2 separate regions of the Mus musculus genome follow, and region 2 is linked to region 1. A link is a contact called in ENCODE Hi-C or POLR2A ChIA-PET data. All regions are on one chromosome and are shown on one strand. The core of a region is the stretch at or near the end of the contact, and the rest is flanking DNA. Distances in the headings are between cores, read along the strand shown.

What was found. A loop is a pair of places that touch in the nucleus more often than their neighbours do. ChIA-PET counts read pairs that join two places held with the same protein, here RNA polymerase II (POLR2A).
Region 2: a loop to region 1 is called in a map of heart, with 4 times the contacts of the local background. The contact joins the enhancer-like site here to the promoter of Utp15 in region 1. A Hi-C loop is called at or near these places in 6 of 37 maps with a recorded cell type or tissue (T-helper 1 cell, heart and left cerebral cortex). POLR2A ChIA-PET finds 5 or more read pairs at or near these places in 4 of 5 experiments (Patski and embryonic stem cell).

The regions. Positions count from the first base shown.
Region 1 is chr13:98,257,654-98,264,787 of GRCm38, reverse strand. Utp15 (UTP15 small subunit processome component) reads left to right here and starts at 1,796. Exons shown (of 13, transcript NM_178918.3): 1 at 1,796-1,913; 2 at 3,818-3,989; 3 at 5,322-5,414; 4 at 5,499-5,683; 5 at 6,774-6,952. The coding sequence starts at 3,900. Ankra2 (ankyrin repeat, family A (RFXANK-like), 2) reads right to left here and starts at 1,712. Exons shown (of 8, transcript NM_001271388.1): 1 at 1,312-1,712.
Region 2 is chr13:98,296,540-98,303,467 of GRCm38, reverse strand. It overlaps Gm21976, which reads right to left. Exons shown (of 7, transcript XM_006517799.4): 4 at 841-963. Among named protein-coding and RNA genes, the nearest start is that of Btf3, 17 kb to the left of the region's middle. Within about 2 kb of position 4,272, at least 1 of the 3 ENCODE cell types and tissues checked has a DNase peak (open chromatin) inside an H3K27ac peak, as active enhancers do; it is heart, where a contact is called at or near this core.

The DNA of each region.
Region 1 (7,134 bases), core at 547-3,046:
AGTCATGCCCTGAAAACATACACACAAGAAACATTACACAAGCCAGGTGTGAGGGGCACACACCTTTAAGCTCTGCACTTGGAAGGCAGAGGCAGGCACATCTCTGGGAGTTTGAGGTCAGCCTGGTCTACACAGTAAGTTCTAGGACAGTTAGAGCTACTTAATAGAGAGACTTTATCTCAAAAACTTCTTTTTAAAAACCACTGGTCCTTATCACGGCCTTCTGAGTAGAATGGGTGAGTAACATTCATCTCAGTGGAAAAAGAAAGCTCCTGAATCCGGAGAAACATATGTTGCTCTATCAACTCCATCACTGAGGTCAGTAAGTAAGCAGCAATACAAGAATACAAAACTTCCAGGAGAGACATGAAGACACTACAGTCACACAAAGTATCACATAACAAAGTTGCTACATTTTGTCAGAAGGCCACAGGAACAGAAAGTTAGTTTATAGCACTCAATGGGAACTGTTTCTAAGGAAAGAACAATTTCTTCTAGGCACGTGTGGGTTGAGCCGCAACTCCACCCCCTCTCCTCCCCAGTTCTCCCAGGGGATGTCCAGTGCTATTCTCTTGAAAACTTCCTTTCAAGCTCCCATTAAAGGGGGAAAAAACTGCCAGATGGAGATCTTTTTTCTTTTGACACGAGGTCTTACTTATTTTGTAGCCTCGACTCTGACTCCGGAGTGCTGGGATTAAAGGTGTGTACCACCTCCCTCACCTGGTTTAAGATCACTCTTAGGAGCCACCGCACACAAAACCTACCTAGTGCCTCATATTTTCTGATCTTAATTTGGACAATTTTTTTTTTTACAGTTTCTTTCCCATATTTTCTAATTGGGTCTGATAATTTATTTTCAACACCAACTAATTCGATGTGCTAGACATGCAAATCACGAGTTTCCCGAGACTCAATCCTTCCTAAAATGGGGTTAAAATAGTCACCTCTTTGCGGACCCCTATAGAACAATAGGTTTCAATAGACGGAATTACCAGTCTTTGACCAGAGAACAGGAAAGGAAAAGGGAACGGTTATCTAGACTGGATTACAGAGATAAGCAAAGACTGTTGATTCGCCAAGACTTGAAGCACAAGGGAGGGAAAAAACGAAATGACAGAGATGGTGAGAAAGAGTTAAGAAAGAAAGGGTGGGTAGGCTCGCCAGCCAGACGCCTGGGAAGGGAGAGTATAATGCAAGCAGGGGGCACAGTCCCCAATGGAAGCTAATCACAGAGGCTTCGGGTTCTTCCTAATTCTTGAAATTGTCCTACAGTGGGGGCAAAGGTGCTATAAAAAACGAAAGGCGTCTCACGGGCGACAGGTGTCCGGGCGGGCGTTCCCGCTCTACGGCCGCGGGGTGACACCCGCTCCCGCTCCGACGCGGCGAGCGGATCCGGGGACAGGGGCCGGTCAGGCGGGTGGTACACGCGCCCTGAGCTCAGCGGGAGAGCGGCTCTGGCCTGGCCTAGCCAGATCGGTCCCGAGCCCCGGGCCTGCTTCGGGCCCAGACGTCACTTCCTATCTTTTATCTCCTCTGGAAAAAGCCCAGAGCGTTCGGTGAAGGCGAGACGACTCCCAGGGATCGCTTCTTGTTTCCCTAGCGCCCCGTAGCCCATCCTCTCGGAGAACCATGGATCGCCTCAGTTCCGGGTCATTGGAGAGCGGCCCGGGGCCCCGCCCAGGGCCCCGCCCACCAGGGCGCTTTCTTGTAGTTCTTTGGGTCGTAAACCTTCTGCGCCTGCGCTGCACGTCATCTTCCCGCGACGCGCCTCTGCGCCTCCGCGTTTCCGGCTCCTGGACTGTCCGCGTGATTTTGAGCGAGTGCTGCAGAGCGGTATGCTGTAGGGAGCTGGCGAAGTCTGGGGAGTCGTCCTGGGGATCGGTGCCTCGGTGGACCCTCGGGGCCCCGCGGAGGTAGGCGATGGCGGCTCCCGGTGGCGGCCCAGGCTCTGCTCAGTCCTCACTGTGATCTCTGACATCCTGGACGTCTGTTCTGGGGCTTCCCCCGGAGATCACTGAACTTATCTGCCTCCGCGATTTAATTTTGACCCAGGCTTTGCTCCTCTGTAGTCGCTCTCCTAGCCACCTCTGTCAGTCCCTGGAGCAATCTCTTCTCCAAGGCCAAGGACAGAATTCTGTTTTAGTGATTTGAGGATGGCTGGGTATTCGTCCCTCTCTGCACCTCCGCTCTGCTTCTTTTGTGCCCATCGTGCCACATTATGCTTAGAGACCCCGCTGAAATGACATTATGTCCAGGTAGAATTAAACATCTCCCTCTTACATGTTCTCAGTACCCTTCAGGGTTTATTTGATCACACCTTGTGTCGTAATGCCTGTTATTCCGTGAATCCCAGTTTCTTAGGTCCTGACTTGGTCCAGTGATTTTCCTAACATTCGTTTTCATAGCATCTCATTGCTTGTTCTGTCTTCCCTTGCACGTCCCCGCCAATGCTGTTCTTCATTTGTGTAACTTAGCAAGCCAGCGCTACTTCTCACTTCTTTCCTCGAAAACCTTTCATTTCTTGAAAAATAGACTTAGGAGGTACTATTCCTGGGACAGATCTATTCCGGTGCCTGTTTTTATCTAGTGAGCCAATAATGGTTTTTGCAGATAAACATACTGTCTTATGTACAGTGATTTGGCTTGAAACTAAATGAAATAGGCCTTGACCTCAAAGAATTGTATTTCCTTTCAACAACAACAAATGCGTTTGTGAGTACTAGTGAAAAAATTTCTTGCCATGTCATTAACTATAGAATATCTTCTGCTTTGTCGGTTGGTTGGCCAGACCTAAAATATTTACCATCTGGCCCTTGATAGTGTTTGAGAACACCTGTTGGAAGGCAGAGAGGGATTTCTGAGGGACAGAATGACTTCCTGTGCTGACCTTAAATAGGAAGTACGTAGTGAAAGGGCATTCCTGGTATGTTAAAGCAAAAGTGAGTGTGAAGTGAATGAACCTTGGTTTGCTCTGCTTCATCAAAATAGCAATTAGAATAAGTTAAACTGATTGCTTTGGTGCTGCTGATGTCGGCTGTGCAGGCTTTTCAGAGTGGACAGAGAGTATCGTCGATATAATCGTCCATCTGATACTCCCGACTGTCTTCAGTTGAATGCTTCTCGTGTTAAGAACTTAGATTCTTCTTCTCCTTCTTTTTTTCTTCTTCTGTCACTTTTAAGTTTCCTCTGTTTAGGTTTTCTTTCCTACAGTTTGAACCTTTCACGTTTAATTTTATGTCTGATGCCAGCACATTATCTCTAATTTCATCTTAAGCCTCTACACTTAAAGATTAACTTTGTTTTCCTTGCTTCTTTTGTCTTTTAGGAAGTCAGGTCAGTCTGTTGTGTTTCTAGTTCTGTATTCTTTCCTTTGACAAGAAAGTGAATGTTCCAGCCCTGCATGCTTTTCTGGTTTCAACTACTGGAAGGCTAAGTCTTATTTACTCTCAAGCATTGCCGCCTGCTCTGGGAGGTTTAAGGACATACATATGCAGCATATATGTGTGTGTGTGTGTGTGTGTGTGTGTGTGTGTGTGTATGTATGTATTATATATATATGTGTGTGTATGTATATATTATATATGTGTGTGTGTGTGTGTGTGTGTGTATGTAAATGTATATATGTATATAGATGGGCCAGTATGGTACCCCAGATCTCTATGCTTCAAGTGTCTCTTCCATGATTTCAATGAGATGGTTTATTGGTCATTAGTCTATAAAGTTCCACACAGCCTTTTGAAAGAAAGTAGAATGAAAATCATCCTTGCATAGGAAAGCTTATAAACAATCTGTGCTTTAAAATTTGTTCTTTTTCCAGGCCTGAGGCAGAGTCACTGAAGTTATTGTGAAATTAGTTCCAGACTCCTGACCCTAGGATAACAGCGCACTTATATGAAACCATGGCCGGCTATAAACCTGTAGCGATTCAAACATATCCTGTACTTGGTGAGAAGATCACCCAAGACACTCTGTACTGGAACAACTATAAGGTAAAGTATGAGAGGAAATGAGGGACGAGGGCATTTGAACAATTCTTACCCATTTATGTCAGTGTCTCCAGCTGTCAAAGTCCATACCACTTAATTATTTTGACCATGCAGCTGCTTAACACAGAACATGTATATAATGGCAAATGAAACTATAAAACTTAAATCTTATATGCAAGAGGATTTTCTTGTCTTTTCTACTCTGAAATTAGCTTCTCTGTACCTCCTAATGATGCTTGCAGTGACTCTTTTAAATATATATTGAAAACCTAGAAGGTAGAAAAAATTTGGGATTAGGAAGTTTGTGGAAAATGATACTTAATCAGACAATAAAAACCTAAGAAGAGACTGAGCGTCAGTCACCAGTTCAAACGGATGTAGCTCAGTTGGTGAGTGCTTGTCTGGTTGCATGAGGCGCTGAGTTCAGTCTCCAGCCTTGCACAAACCTGTCTAGTGGTGTATGCCTGTGATCCCCCCCACCCCCGCACACACACACACTTGGGAGGGAGGCAGAATGATAAGTGCAGGGTCATCCTTGGTTACTTTAACTCCAGTTCCGGAGGATCCAGTACCTTTTTTGGCCTCAGCAGGCATTTCACACCAGTGCACGTTTAGACAAGCAGATACACACATGAAATTTTAACAAAGAGCATAACATAAAACCAAATAAGATAACAGTTTAGATGACAGTTTGTTCTGGTATGGTGGCATAAATGAAAAAAGTTGAGAGAGGGAAATGACAGTAATTGACAACGTTTTTTTAAAAAACATATTGCTTTTGGCTTTGTACTCATAGCTTGAAACAAAACATACTTTCTCAAGTATTTGCTAAGACATATAGGAGTGTTTGTTGAATTATTAGATGTAATATTGAAATTCTTGAAAAATAAGCCCATTAGATGTGAATTGGCTCAGTTAAATTATAATATATCTTTATAAAAATGGATGGTAAATGTATTGCTTGTATGTAGCAATAAAGTGGGTTAGTAGCTGTAAAAATGGTGTAGACCTGTTTACATGGTCTGATCATCTTTTATTAACTTAGTCATAGGTAAATGATGCTGGTGTAGGCTTAGCTCTTTTTCTTGTTGGGATTCAGAGTACAGTCAGCAGCTTTGGCTTTCCAATTGCGCATTTTCTGTATTGTCAGCAGGGATCGTCTAGGGGAGGGTCATCAGGCTGAGTTTTGCTTCTCTCTTTCTCTTTCCCTCATATTTCTATGTAGTTACAGTGTACTAACTATTACTAAGAACTAAAGGAACTGCTCTGTAGGAAATGGCGTATGGTTTGCCTTTTTAACTCGGCCAATACTCTCTCTCTCTTTTTTTTATTAAGACCCCTGTTCAGATTAAGGAATTTGGTGCAGTGTCCAAAGTAGACTTTTCTCCTCAGCTTCCATATAACTATGCAGTCACAGCTTCTTCGAGAGTAAGTACAAAGGTTTATATCTTTGGTCTCATTACAGGATTTTCTGTTGAGCCATCTAGTGAAATCCTGGATTTTATCTTACAGATCCACATTTATGGCCGGTACTCTCAAGAGCCTGTAAAAACCTTTTCCCGTTTTAAGGACACAGCATATTGTGCGACTTTTCGACAGGATGGTCAGTTGCTCGTTGCTGGCAGTGAAGATGGTGTAGTTCAACTTTTTGATATAAATGGGAGGGCTCCCCTCAGGCAGTTTGAAGGCCACACAAAGTAAGTGTTTTTGTTTGGTTTTGTGATGTGTGTTGTTTTTCTGTTGAGAGTTCTGTCTGAATCCTTTTTATAAACACATATTAGTTGTGTGAAGATTCTATCTATGTGTACTTTTTATTTCTTGTTGTTCACAAAGAACTTAACCCTAGTTCTACCATCCAGTTCATAGAGCTTGTGACTTCGCTAAAATTGTGTGTTTTGATTTGTGATATCTCCCCCTAGATGAATTCAGTGTTCTAACTTTAGTTTCAGGGTTACTAAAGTCATTGCTGAAACTGCTACTGGTGTAAAATATCAAAGTGGTTTTCTGTTTGTTTGTTTTTGTTTTTTATTTTTATTGCAAACTGTCAGGATGTTTGTACCCATCATTGAAACTCTCAAAACAGAAACTTTTTAAATGATAGTCTACTCTATGGCAAGTCTTCTGAAAGAGCTCTTTGTTTATGTTTTTTAAAAAGTACCTTTGCTGAGCTGGAGAGATGGCTCGGTGGTTAAGCGCAAAAGGTGTAGTTCCCAGCTCTCCCACGATGTTCACAACCATCTGTAAGCACAAGGGCACCAGGCATGCATGGAGTGCACAGACCCCCATGCACATAAAATAAGTAAATGAAAACTTCGAACATTACCTTCGTTGCAACGTTTAGAACTTAATTTCATCAGTTACTAGCATTCTAGAAAATATAATGCAAGGCAGTTACTTAATATTCTTGCTAATCTAATAGTAACATAGTGTTGCATTTCAGAGTTTGCCTTCAGGACAGACACCTGTTTTAAAGGTTTTTCCATTTCTCTTTTTCTTGCACAGACACTTTCTGTTTTCTGCAGTTGATTTATGTATTTACTTCTTGTATGTGTATATTCGGGTGTATGCACGGCCATGGCATGCGTGTGGAGGTTAGAGGACAATATTCAGGAGTTGATTCTCTCCTTTCACCAGTGAGGTCCCAGAGATGACTTCACTCAGTGAGTCATCTCGGTGGCTTGAACCTCGGAGATCTTTTTTTAAATCTGTGAAGGACCATTTTATGTTAGAAGATGTCAGCCGTAGCTTTCCCCTTGGTTTGTAATCTGTTGACTTCTGATCTTTCAGAGCAGTTCATACAGTAGATTTTACAGCTGACAATTATCATGTGGTCTCTGGAGCTGATGACTATACTGTTAAATTATGGGATATTCCAAACTCTAAAGAAATCCTGACATTCAAAGAACATTCTGATTACGTGAGGTGCGGCTGTGCCAGCAAACTGAACCCAGACCTTTTTGTAACAGGTTGGTGATCTGTTTCTACTTCATTGCTGTAAATTCTCTTGGAGTAGAGGGGTGTAAATGCTTGTTAATGGAGCTGGGGGTGTCCATTAGTGGTAGAGCACTAGCCTAGCCTAGAACGTATGTATTCTCAGCCTCGTAAATCATAAAGTAATAAAGGTTTGAATAAAGTCTGCTAATTTTTA
Region 2 (6,928 bases), core at 3,023-5,522, 36 kb before region 1:
TAAGAATGATTCGAGGCAGGAGTTAGTCTTCACCTTTCCCCATGTGGGATCCAAAAACTGAACTCAGGTCATGTCGGCAGCAAGTGTACCCTCACATATTTCTTTGTTTTTTGTTTGATCAGTTTTGAGATAGTCTTGCTATGTAGTCCAGGGTGGTCTTGAACTTGTGACCCTCTGCCTTCCCCCATCCCCCAACCTGGCCTATCAGTGATATTTTTCTTCCTTATATACCCCAGGTTTGATGTTCCATGAAGTCTGTGTCTTTTACTTCTGTGTCTGAGTTCAGGGATCCCTCTGGGGCTCAACTCCAGTTCTAGCTCATTCATTTCCACGTCCCTATCACCAGTCCTCACTGATTTCTCTCGAATTTAATCTCTAATTATATGCTATCCCACAATCCTATTTACAGTGGAAGTCCTGGAAGGTAGAGACCATATCCTGTGTACACTTCAGAGTCACCTCAACCTGCGTCACAATGCTGTCTTGCTTACTTAATAGTTATATGGTCCAGGGCAAGTCCTTTCCTGAAGTGTCTGTCCTAACAACAGGCACCTTGCAGGACCTGAGGATAGAGAGAGGATATGCAAAATAGCCAATGGCTGGCACATGCCACATGCCAACCCCTCCCCATCCATACTGTAGATTCACATATTTTGGAAACAGACTTGGTGTAAATGTGTGTGTGTATGTGTGTGTGTGTGTGTGTGTGTGTGTGTATGTGTGTATGTGTGTGTATGTGTGTATGTATGTGTGTATGTGTGTGTATATGTGTATGTGTGTATGTATATGTATGTGTGTGTATCTGTGTGTGTGTATCTGTGTGTGTGTGTTGACACATACTTGCAGGTTTTGTAGGTGTCCCGAAGATGATCCCAACAGCAATCGCAGCGGCAACAACGCCAAGCACGAGGAATACCCCGCAAGAAGTCAGAAGACATTTTCTGGTGGGAAGGCAGCTGTGACCTGTCACAGCAACACACACAGACATGAAAGAGAGCACGTCATTACAGAGCGGAGGCCCCTGGGAGATACAGTGTTCACCAGCCAAGCGTTCCCCATGGCTTTCTTAGAATAGAACCCTCGATGTGCATCAGTCAGAGTTACACTGGTGGCTTTCCTATCTATGGCTTCCTATCCCACCCTCTGGAAAGCCAACACTATGAGGGCCTCTCTGGTAGATGTGACGATGAAACTACAAGAAGCTTAAAGAAACACAGGATCCACTGAGGTGAAGTGACTCCTTAGGTGTCTGGGCCTGTATGAGCCCTCAAATATGTCTTCTGGACTCTAGCTAGTGGGGGCTAATTCTGCTATGACATGGTTTGCAAAGCCTAGATTTCAGGCTGCCTACATCAGACTACGGAAGGAGATGAGAACTCCAGAGCTCTAAGCCATATCTGCAGGACCAGCTCTCCATGGGGCTAGATTAGGGATGGGCCGGTTTGATGAGCAGACCTTGAGGATAGCAGTTCTATACCCAGACGAGAGAGAGGCTGAGATCCCTGGTACTGGGTTGGCAGTTTCTGGAGTAAACAGTCACAGACAGGGAGCCTCGTCTAACTGGAATAAACTGAGTCACCAAGAAGAGTGAGGGGGCTCAGGTTGCACCACTTTCAGCAGACAGTCATGCTCGCTAACCTGATCCTAAGATACCCCATTGGCCACATGGCTAAGCCTTCCTTAGCAGTGTGGCTAGGCAGCTGTGGGACCTCCTGAGCCCGGACCTAGCTTCCTTTGCCCTTGGGTATATGCAGCACGTGTTCATGGGAGACTGAGTGCTATGTATTCATGGAACACTTCCCAGACACCAGTTCTTGCTATATCAAATCTGACCTGTAACAAAAATAAAAATGCTTTGTACACCACTGTTCACCAGAACTTGGGTGCTAGCAGCTCTGCCTCACACTGTGCATATTCAACATATTGCTGAAAGTTCAGGGACCACGAGTGTCCCAGTCACTAGTGGTAGAAAGGCAGAGACCACAATCAGAGAAATACGTTTAAGTCTCACCAGGCCAGATCACAGACCCATGAGCCCTTTCTCCCTAAGCTGGGGCCTCCCCTCCCAGAACTGGGGCTGTACCTGTTGTAGGTGCTGTGGCTTTCAAAGACTCCCATATGGCTTTGAAGAATCACTGCTGGAACTCTGTCCTAAGCATCTTATCTGATGCACTGAAGAAAGCTTGAGGTACAAAGACTTGTCTACAGAATGTAATTGGTCACAGGGAATGTGTTTGGCAGTGCTAAACCCTACCTCCAACATCTAGGTAGTAATTTTACATAGAATTAGGTACTTGAATTTATAAAACAGTCATATAGTTAGGGCTCTTCAACCTTTAAGAGTGTGTGTGTGTGTGTGTGTGTGTGTGTGTGTGTGTGTGTGTGTTCATGGGTGCGCACCTTGGTGTGTATATGGAAGTCAGGGGACACTTTTGTAGAGTTGGTCTTTCCACATCTACTTGGCTTCCAGGGCTCTAACTCAGTCCTCTAGATTTTTGTGACAGTTGCCTTTACTGCTGCCCAAACTGTTGACATGGCAACATGATACCATCTGTAGAGTTCCTATTCAAGAGCCACGCAACCAAATTATGAAAAACCCAAACTAAACCAAACCAAAAGAAAAAAGAAAAAAAAACCAATACCATCTCATAATGCTATTATTATGTTGGTCCAATCAAACTGTCCTCAAAGTAGGGTATGGTGGCATATTTGCCTGTAATCTCAACACCTGGGGAACCGAGGCAGGAGGGTAACATGTTTGAAGGGCATCCAGGGTTACACTGCTAGAAGACCTTGTCAAGGAAGGAAAGAAGAGATGGAAGGAGAGAGTGAGGGATGGAACTTAGACATAATTATGTCCTGGTTAAATATATACCATGTTTGTGATTGTACATGGGGTAGTTATATCATGTTAGACACAATTATGGGCTGCTTATTGTTTTTGTTTGGAAATTAAGCATGACATAAGGAGAGATATGACAGTGTGCCAAGCTGGCAAGGGATGGACTTTTGATGGCTATTTCTAGTTGTCAACTTGACTTCATCCAAATGATGGGGCACACCCGTGAGGGAATTTTTTTTCTTAATTAAAATAATTTGAAATGGGGGGAGCCACTTAAAATCTGGATATTTGAAGTGGGAGGATCTACCTTAATCTGGGCCACACCTTCTGCCAGTGGCCTCTATGAGGACATGGAAGGAGGTAGTGCTTGCTCTTTGCCTGTTTGCTCTCACCTCGCTGGCAAGGTATATGCAGCACAAACTACCCTAGCGTTAGAGCCTGCTTCCAGTGTATACTGAAGACCATCTGAGACATCCGGGCTTCTTGGACCGTTCATGGGCAGCCATTGCTGGACTAGCTGGACTGTAGCCTGTAAGTCATTCAAATACCACCCCTTTCTCCTTATAGTGATTCGTTCTGTAGATTCTGTCACTCTGACCAGCACACTCTTCCAGACTACTCCCTGGGGTTTTATGATTAGCTAAACCTTCAGCAGCAAAATAACTAAATGAGATAGAATTAGCATTCTTCCACTTCATATTTATTTATGAATTATATACCTATACTAGCCTACACACACACACACACACACACACACACACACACACTGAAACATTATGCAAACTAGAAACTTAAGAAGGATGAGATCAAACAAACTGTGTAAAAGCAGAAACTCTAATGTTCTTTTCCCAAACCCCGCTGAATCCTCGCACCCAGGACATCTTTTCAATGTTGTAATTATGAACGCCAAGCTAGAAAAGCGTCGGATTCAACAAAACTCTGCTTAGTTAGCACCAGATTTTCAAGGCTGTTCAAAGATCGGATGCAAATGCAAATAAAAGAAAGAAAAAAGGAGGAGAGAGAGTTAAGGCAGGCTTCCTTCCAAAGGATGAGAAGCTCGGGCAGGCCTGCAGGGGCTGGGACTGGGAGATGGCAAAGATGTGAAGCGCGAATTCCCTCATGAATCGCGTGGCAGAAGCAGATGCGTGCGTGCGCACACGCAGAGAGAGAGAGAGAGAGAGAGAGAGAGAGAGAGAGAGAGAGAGAGAGAGAGAGAGAGAGAGAGAGAGAGAGAGAGAGAGAGAGAGAGAGAGAGAGAGAGAGAGAGAGAGAGAGAGAGAGAGAGAGAATGAGAGAGAGAGAATGAGAGAGAGACTCCAGTCTGGGCAGCATCCCATGCAACCCAAGCTATGGACTCAAGAGGGCAGCAGAGAGCAGCTAATGAATCCCCTTGTCAGCTGCCTCCAGAGCAGTTCTTGTGTATGTTAAGGAGCCTCCCAGGACAAAGGCTGGGCGGACCCGGAAATATAGATGCTAGTAGGGATGACAGATCAGCACCTTTAAAGCCTTTGGTTATAGATCTCCAGCCTTTGTGACAAGTAACCAGGGGAGGGGCGTGGATGGGTTCAAATACCCCGCCTTACTTTTAGCGGGAGCCTATGAGGTGGCAGCATTGGTGGGAGGCACAAATGACAGAGCTGTGACCACTTGCCCAGCCTTTAACAGTTTGAGTCAGAGTTAGACTTGAAGGCAAATGTCCAAAAAGCAACATTGGTGATGAACTACACAGCATCTCTGAAGCTTTTCTTCAAGATGACAACTTCGGTTTGCTACGATGTTGTTCTAGCACAGACTGATACTCAAATGACTCCGTCAAAGTCCGTGAACAAGGCCGAAATGTCTATTCTTGCTGTACACACAGTCATTGTCGGTTGTAGTTTGAAGCTCACAGTAGAAAAGCAGGCTAAAGTTTAAGGTCAGCCACGACCTAGCCTTCTCTGACGAACTCCAAGGCAGCCATGCACTTTCTACAGAACAGCGCCATCCATCATGTTAAATGAGCATTAAAATGTTCAAGTGTATTAGCTTCGTGGAATTTGATTTTAACCTTGTTCTGTAATTATATACCAATTGCCATGGTTTGAACGTTTGTGTACCTCCAAAATTTGTATGTGACAAAGTGTTCCGTCGGAGAAGGAGCCTCTAGAGCAGTGCTTCTCAGCCTTCCTAACACGGCGACTCCTTAATATAGCTCATGTTGTGGTGACCCCCAACTGTAAAATTATTTTGTTGCTACAACATAACTTCAGTTTTGCTACTGTTATGAATCGTAATGTAAATATCTGATATATAATTAGTGGGGAAAAAAAATCATGTGTCCCCCCCCAAAGGGGTCTCGACCCACAGGTTGAGAACATGGACCAAGAAGGCTTCTTCTACTCTCATGAACAATGTTCATTTAAAAAAAAAATCAAGACTTCGGGGGCTGGAGAGATGGCTCAGTGGTGAAGAGCACTGGCTGTTCTTCCAGAGGTTCTGAGTTCAAATCCCAGCACCCACATGGTGGCTCATGACCATCTATCTGTAAAGGGATCTGATGCCCTCTTGTGGCATGTAGGTGGACATGCAGCACTCACATGTTAAAAAACAAAAACAAAGCCGAAAACACCCCACCCCCCAAACAAAACAAAACAAGACAAAAAGACAACAATTTAAAAAAAAAAAAAAGATTGCAAAGGGTTACAAAAAAGATTTTTTTTTTTAAAATCCAGCTAGCATGCTCTGCTTGGGAGGTAGTAGAGAGAAGGAGATGTCTTGGAAGCAGGGAACATCCCCTCACCACACACTGAATCTGCTGATGCTTGGCCTCTAGAACTTGTATTACAAAATAGCAGTCTGTTGTACTTTGCTAAGGCAGCCTGGATAGCTAGCCATCTGGAGGCATGATATTTATGGTTTTGTGCATTGGAATAACATAATAAAGTTAAAAATGATGGCAACGGTGGCAATTACGGACCCACAATAATTCCCAGGAGCTCAAAGTAACCAGTTGATTACACGGGTTTGAGGAACCAGGGGAGGGCCCTTGCTTGCTTTTCCCATGAGAGGGCGCCTCATTAGAGAAAGCGAGCATTTCTCCAGTAACATAAGCCCTAACTTTTCTCTTACTGCAAGCCCACCTTCAGATAAGCTTGGCAGCTCCTTCTGAGAAAAGCTTTGGCTCCAATGTAGTAGAATTGCCTTATTTTACACATAGAGGGCCCCGAGACCAGTTGGATAAAGTGATGCTATACTTCAAGCTCACCTCAGGGACACAGACCCCATAGCAAGAGTTCAGGGAAGCTGAATCCCATAGGCCTACCACCATCCTGTCTCAAACGTGGAAGACCAGACTGTTGGAGGCATGACTCAATGCAGAGTTCCCAACGAAGCACAAGAATGTTAGTATCAGCCGGGCGTGGTGGCGCACGCCTTTAATCCCAGCACTTGGGAGGCAGAGGCAGGCGGATTTCTGAGTTCGAGGCCAGCCTGGTCTATAAAGTGAGTGCCAGGACAGCCAGGGCCACACAGAGAAACCCTGTCTCAAAAAACCAAAACCAAAACCAAAACCAAAACCAAAAAACAAGAATGTTAGTATCAGAGCCTAAGCAAATGTGTATTGCTGGCAAGGGACAATACGCAGACTCACTGGGGCTTGGGCTCAGGGAATGGACATAACCTTTCTCTGGTCCTTGCGCCGATGCTGGCAGTATACACACCCAGAGACGAAGACTTCTTCTCTATAGGGACCTCCAACTGAAACCAATTAACCCCTTCCACTGCGCTGTACATAGCAGATGTGCTGCCGTTCGTTCTGGTTCGTTCTCTTTGGTGCACCTCCATCAGACCCCCAGCTTTTCTGTCCCTGTGTCTGTCATGTCTCTATTCCTTCATTGTCCCAGTCAGGTTTCCACAACCAAGCTCTGTTGGATGGGGAAGCCTGCTGCTGGACTTGGGTCTGCCAAGGAAAAGCTGGGTGACCTCCAGCAATGGCTACCCAGCCCACCCCTCTTCCTTTTGTACTGCTTCCCTTCTCCTAACACACCTGAGCCTTCGGGAGCACTCCCTGGCATCCCCGATGGGTATTTATAAAGCTTACACTTCTAG